2 separate regions of the Homo sapiens genome follow, and region 1 is linked to region 2. A link is a contact called in ENCODE Hi-C or POLR2A ChIA-PET data. All regions are on one chromosome and are shown on one strand. The core of a region is the stretch at or near the end of the contact, and the rest is flanking DNA. Distances in the headings are between cores, read along the strand shown.

Region 1 (2,700 bases), core at 38-2,537, 220 kb after region 2:
TGCCCTGGGGGCGAGGATTGAGTCAGCTGCATTGTCATAATGGAAATAGTACAGCCCTGGGTGTCCAAGACTTCCCCTCCATGGGCCTCAGAATCGTCCATATGATGTAACACTCTTTTTTTTGAGACTGAGTCTCGCTCTGTTGCCCTGGCTGGAGTGCAGTGGCTCCATCTCGGCTCACTGCAACTTCTGCCTCCTGGGTTCAACCGATTCTTGTGCCCCAGCCTTCTGAGTAACTGGGATTACAGGCGCACACCACCACGCTTGGCTAATTTTTAGTACAGACGGGGTTTCACCATGTTGGCCAGGCTGGTCTCGAACTCCTGACCTCAAGTGATCCGCCCGCCTCGGCCTCCCAAAGCACTGGGATTACAGGCGTGAGCCACTGCCTCCGGCCAAAGTAACACTTTTGCACAGGGAGTTGGACTTGAGTGACAAATGGGTGACAAAGTGCTTTGTTAACTCGCAGATGTGAAGGGGACACTGCGGCTGACCGCCTGGTGACAGCTAGCCAGTGGTTGAGAGACCGCAAGATGGTTCCTCGTCTTTCACTTCCCTCCGTCCCAGGTCTGAACTCGGACCAGCTGGAGCCTTTGGGGGACCACGGATTCCCCTTTACACTCACACAGATTTCTCTTGTCCGTCACTCACTCACAGTCCAGTAAGGATCCTGCTGTCTATTCCGCGAAGACATCTTGAATGCAGGGACAGCCATTTGGAAGACTGTCCTCGAGGGTGGCAGCAGCCTCTCAGGACGGGGAAAGCCAAGGTGCCCACTAAGCCCGTCTGGGGTGGAGGGTGGCAGGCCGGGGTGGAGAGGATTGGAGGCCGCCTGAAGGAACCTGTGCTCGGTGGCATTTACTCAATGTGGGGGTCTGACACCTCCCAGCTCATTTTGTCCCCATCTTCCCCTTGCGTCAGGTCCCCACCCAGCAGGAGGAGGTCCGAGGATCTGCGCGACGCTGGCCCCGCGGAGTGTGGGGGACTTTTCCTCTCAACCACCAGTGCCCCGCAAGCGTGGGTGAACAGTCCTCCCTGGCTACTGTGGGACGCTGGGCAGGCGACTTCGCCTCTCTAGGCCTCGGTTTTCCTGCTTGTCAAATGGGGCTGATGCCGGCGTGGGCTTCTTCAGGCGGTCGCGAGCGTTGACCCCTGGAGTCAGCGAACCAGCCGCGCACGCACTCCCGGGCGGAGGTCGGGGCTGGGGGGCGACGCCTCCCGTCTGCGCGCCCCCGGCCCCGCCTCCCGCCGGCGCACCCCTCCCTCGGCTCCGCCCGCGGCCCGCTTCTTCCTCCCGCGGGCGGCCCAGCCCTAGCGCCCCGCGCTCCGCGGGCAGCCCCCTGCCGCCGCGCCATGTCCGCCGGCTGGTTCCGGCGCCGCTTCCTGCCTGGGGAGCCGCTCCCCGCGCCGCGGCCGCCTGGGCCGCATGCCAGCCCCGTGCCCTACCGACGGCCCCGCTTCCTTCGCGGCTCCAGCTCCAGCCCCGGGGCGGCCGACGCCTCGCGCCGCCCAGACTCCCGGCCCGTGCGCAGCCCCGCACGAGGACGCACGCTACCCTGGAATGCAGGCTACGCCGAGTGAGTGCCCCTCCCCGACCCCCAGCTCAGGCCCGGGCCTGAACCCGCTTCGGGTCCTGCGCCCGCCTAGAAAGCGGGAGGAGCTGAGTGACAGTCCCCACCCACCTGTGGACAGCCCCTTCTTGCCCTCACCTCCGAATCCTGACAACTTCCCGGTCATCCCGACCCAGCGTTTTCCTTGGGATTCCGACCTCCCCCTCAGAGAAGACAGGAGGTCGGGAAGGACCTGCAGCCCAGGGGCTTCCAAGATGAGGCCCAGAGACTCGGTAGAGTTCCAGCATTCGGGGCTTTGGAGATTTCCCCTCGCCCTCTACCCCCACCATCTCACCCTGGGTATGACCTGCGCTGTATGGGACAGGGCTTTGGGCTGCGACAGGACAGGGGCAGGAATGGCAACCTACCCTTACCGTCTAGCCCTGGGTCACCAGGTAGGCTCCAGAGGAGCTGGGCCCTGACTTTTACCTTAGCCATGAGGCCAGTGAAGTTAGGAAGCTTACATCGTGGTTGTCTAAGTGTGTGTTAGGGACAGCACTGGGGAGCTGTTGCCCCAGAGGGAGGGGTCTTCTCCCTGTGCTGGCTTGGGTCCCTGTGCCCATGGGGACATAGGTGTGTCCCTGGAGGGTCGCTTACCATTTCCCGGCCTCAGGATTATCAATGCAGAGAAATCTGAATTCAATGAGGATCAAGCCGCCTGTGGGAAGCTGTGCATCCGGAGATGTGAGTTTGGGGCTGAAGAAGAGTGGCTGACCCTGTGCCCAGAGGAGGTGAGTGCAGTCTGAGTTCTTGGCTGGAATCCCTCCGACAGGCTGGGGCCACGACCTGCAGGCTGAGGTTCTTACCCTGCTGCCCCAGGTCCTAGTTAGGTTGCGTCAGGGGACAAGTGGGGAAGTCAGGCAGAGGCTGACACTGAGCCCTTCCTGTGCAGTTCCTGACAGGCCATTACTGGGCACTGTTCGATGGGCACGGCGGTCCTGCAGCAGCCATCTTGGCTGCCAACACCCTGCACTCCTGCTTGCGCCGGCAGCTGGAGGCCGTGGTGGAAGGCTTGGTGGCCACTCAGCCCCCCATGCACCTCAATGGCCGCTGCATCTGCCCCAGTGACCCTCAGTTTGTGGAGGAAAAG
Region 2 (2,700 bases), core at 99-2,598:
AAGGCCAACCCAGAGTTCTGAGGTCATTTTCCGGGGGGAAGTCATTCATTCAAAAAACACTTTCTGGGTACATTCTCTGTGCCAGGTACAGGACAGAATGAGAAGGTGCACAGGTGGCTGTGGGAATGCCTGGTGAGGTTAGGGAGGGCTTCCTGGAGGAAGAGGCATATAAACTGAGACCCCAAAAAATGAATGTGCTCTTGGTGAGGGGAAGAGAGGGGAAGACAATTATAGGAGGAAGGAGCATTGAACGAAAATCCCAGGAGCAGAGAGTGAGGGAGTGGGCATCAAGAAGTGGGTGGAAACATTGGTTTGTCCAGATTAGGGGGTGGGGAGGAGTGTCAGTCAGCCACATTGGGAGGATTGCATTTCATCAGGGAGGAGGCCTTTGAGCAGGGGTGAGGGGGTGGGGGGTGCTGTGCAGAAGCAGGGCTGGACCCATTGCCTGACCCAAACAGAGGGCTCCTTGGGATCTCTCACACTGGCCTCCCTTAGGCCCCTTCCACATGGCCTCAGGCCTTTGGAGAAATAATTAAATTTACTTCAAGGAAAACATGGGACACGGGTTTTATTTCACGTGACCTGAAATGAAGGTGGCTTCCTATGTTTTTGCTAATTGACTTGGGACTTTTTGTGGTTTTCTTTTAGAAGAAAATTATTCTAGATGTTGAGAATAAGTGCAATTATTGTTTGGTGCTGCATGCAGAAATAAAAGGAAAACACCTCCCTGAGCTCACCCACCCCTGTGTTACAGAAGAGACAAGTGAGGTGGGGAGGGGAGGCCCCATAGCCGTGGCAGCCACAGTGATTGCTCCGGGGCAGGAGAGGGATGGCTTTCAGGGCTCAAATAGGACAGAGGATGCTTAGTGGGGAATATTCCTAACGGGGTGGAAGAGAGGAACTGGGAGATCCTCCAGCTCCTGATCTCACTTGCATACCTCTCCAGACACAGAGCTCACTGCTTACCAACTGCCTGGTAAATTTGCCCAGCTGCAGCTGTTGGACAGTCCTTCTTGAGTGAGGTGCTTCTCCCCTCAAACTCCCAGCCAAGGTTTTCTGCATCCTAACCTCTACCCACCCTCTGCCCCCAACTTTTCATCTTTCCCGCCTCGGCCTGAATGGAGTCTGGGGTCAGGGTGGACTCCGTGGGTAGGGCCCTGGGCTTCTGCAGGCTGCATAACACTAGCTGCCCATCTGATCTGTCCTGGGAATATGGCCCCAGATGGCTGAGGTGGGTTCCAGGCTAGAGCCTCCCCAGCTGGCTGCCAACATGTGCGCGTGAGGAGAGGCACACAGTCTGTTTCCTGGATGCCTGGCCTGTCAGCCTGCACATCCTGCCTGGACTGACCAGGTTGAGGACACAAGCCAGCGGGTAGAGGCAGGGCCAGACAATTTCATGGGCATTGACAGACAAGTGGAGCACCCCATTAGTGACCTCCCTCACTCAGCACACATCTGTTCGGCCCCTGCCACGTGTCTGGCCCTGTGATGGACACTAGGCCCTCAGAAATGAATTAGCCATGAACCCACACCCTGCCCTCCTAGACCAGGAGCCCTGGGTCTAGACAGGCATGGGGAGACCACAGGGAACAGTACAAAACCTGCAGCCCTGGCCACACCAGCAAAATCAACTCCAGACTTTTGGGAGTAAAATCCTACCGAAGCCACCTTCCACCCAGCAGCCAGAGAAGGACCTCTCAAAATCACCCCTGACCTCCTGCTCCTTCTGCATGGCCTGTCACGGCTCCCCAGTGCTGGACCTATGAGGCCCTGTGTGCCCCTGATCCCACCCACACTCCAGCCTCCTCCCTGGAACTCGACTCCCTCCCTCCACTCCAGCTGCCCCAAATGCTCTCGGGTTTTCATGGTCCCTCTAGCCATCTGGCCCTTGCCCAGGTTTTTCTCTCTGCCTGGAATATGTTCTCTGTCCTTTTCACCTGCTAACTCCTACTTACTCTTCAGATCCCAGCCCTCTCCCAGGGCAGCTTGCTCAGCCCCCAGACTATGACAGCTGTCATGGCATCTGCTCCTGTAGCCCCTTGCTCTGCTCCTCATGGAATCTGCAGTGAGAACCTTAACTGTATGCTTATTCGATTGGTGTCTGCACCCACTACAAAAAGCAGGCTGTGTTCTCTTGGTCACTGCTCTATCCCATCACCTCACCCCCTGGATGAGCCCTGGAGCAGATGCTTAATCAATATATGTTCAAGCCAGGCACGGTGACTCACACCTGTAATCCCAGCACTTTGGGAGGCTGAGGTGGGTGGATCACCTGACGTCAGGATTTCGAGACCAGCCTGGCCAACGTGGTGAAACCCTGTCTCTACCAAACTCACAAAAAGTAGTCGGGCATGGTGGTGCGCACCTGTAATCCCGGCTTCTTGGGAGAATGAGGTGGGAGAGTGACTTGAACCCCAGAGGCGGAAGCTGCAGTGAGTTGAGATGCACTACTGCACTCCAGCTTGGGCGACAGAGTGAGACTCCATTTCAAAAAAAAAAAAAAAAAAAAAAATATATATATATATATATATATATATATATATATATATATATATATATGTGTGTGTGTGTGTCCAGTGTGGAGTAAATAAATATAAAAACCTATCTAGTATCAACTGAAATGTTTCCATTCCATTGTTGTAGTTAACATCATGAATGGACTTCCTAAGCTGATTACCCCACTGTGGGAACCAAATTGGA

The links. A loop is a pair of places that touch in the nucleus more often than their neighbours do. ChIA-PET counts read pairs that join two places held with the same protein, here RNA polymerase II (POLR2A). Pooled maps may share reads with other maps.
Region 1: a pooled map shows a loop between it and region 2 (2.5-fold over the local background). The contact joins the promoter of PPM1M here to the enhancer-like site in region 2. A Hi-C loop is called at or near these places in 1 of 168 maps with a recorded cell type or tissue (cardiac septum) and 1 of 50 pooled maps. POLR2A ChIA-PET finds 5 or more read pairs at or near these places in 3 of 52 experiments (B cell, GM12878 and naive thymus-derived CD8-positive, alpha-beta T cell).

Annotation. Positions count from the first base shown.
Region 1 is chr3:52,244,472-52,247,171 of GRCh38, forward strand. It overlaps PPM1M (protein phosphatase, Mg2+/Mn2+ dependent 1M), which reads left to right and starts at 1,288. Exons shown (of 10, transcript NM_144641.4): 1 at 1,288-1,577; 2 at 2,224-2,341; 3 at 2,503-2,700. The coding sequence starts at 1,354. RefSeq lists silencers at 1,162-1,531, 1,572-1,631.
Region 2 is chr3:52,024,343-52,027,042 of GRCh38, forward strand. No RefSeq gene overlaps it. Among named protein-coding and RNA genes, the nearest start is that of RPL29, 30 kb to the left of the region's middle. Within about 2 kb of position 1,349, at least 5 of the 41 ENCODE cell types and tissues checked have a DNase peak (open chromatin) inside an H3K27ac peak, as active enhancers do.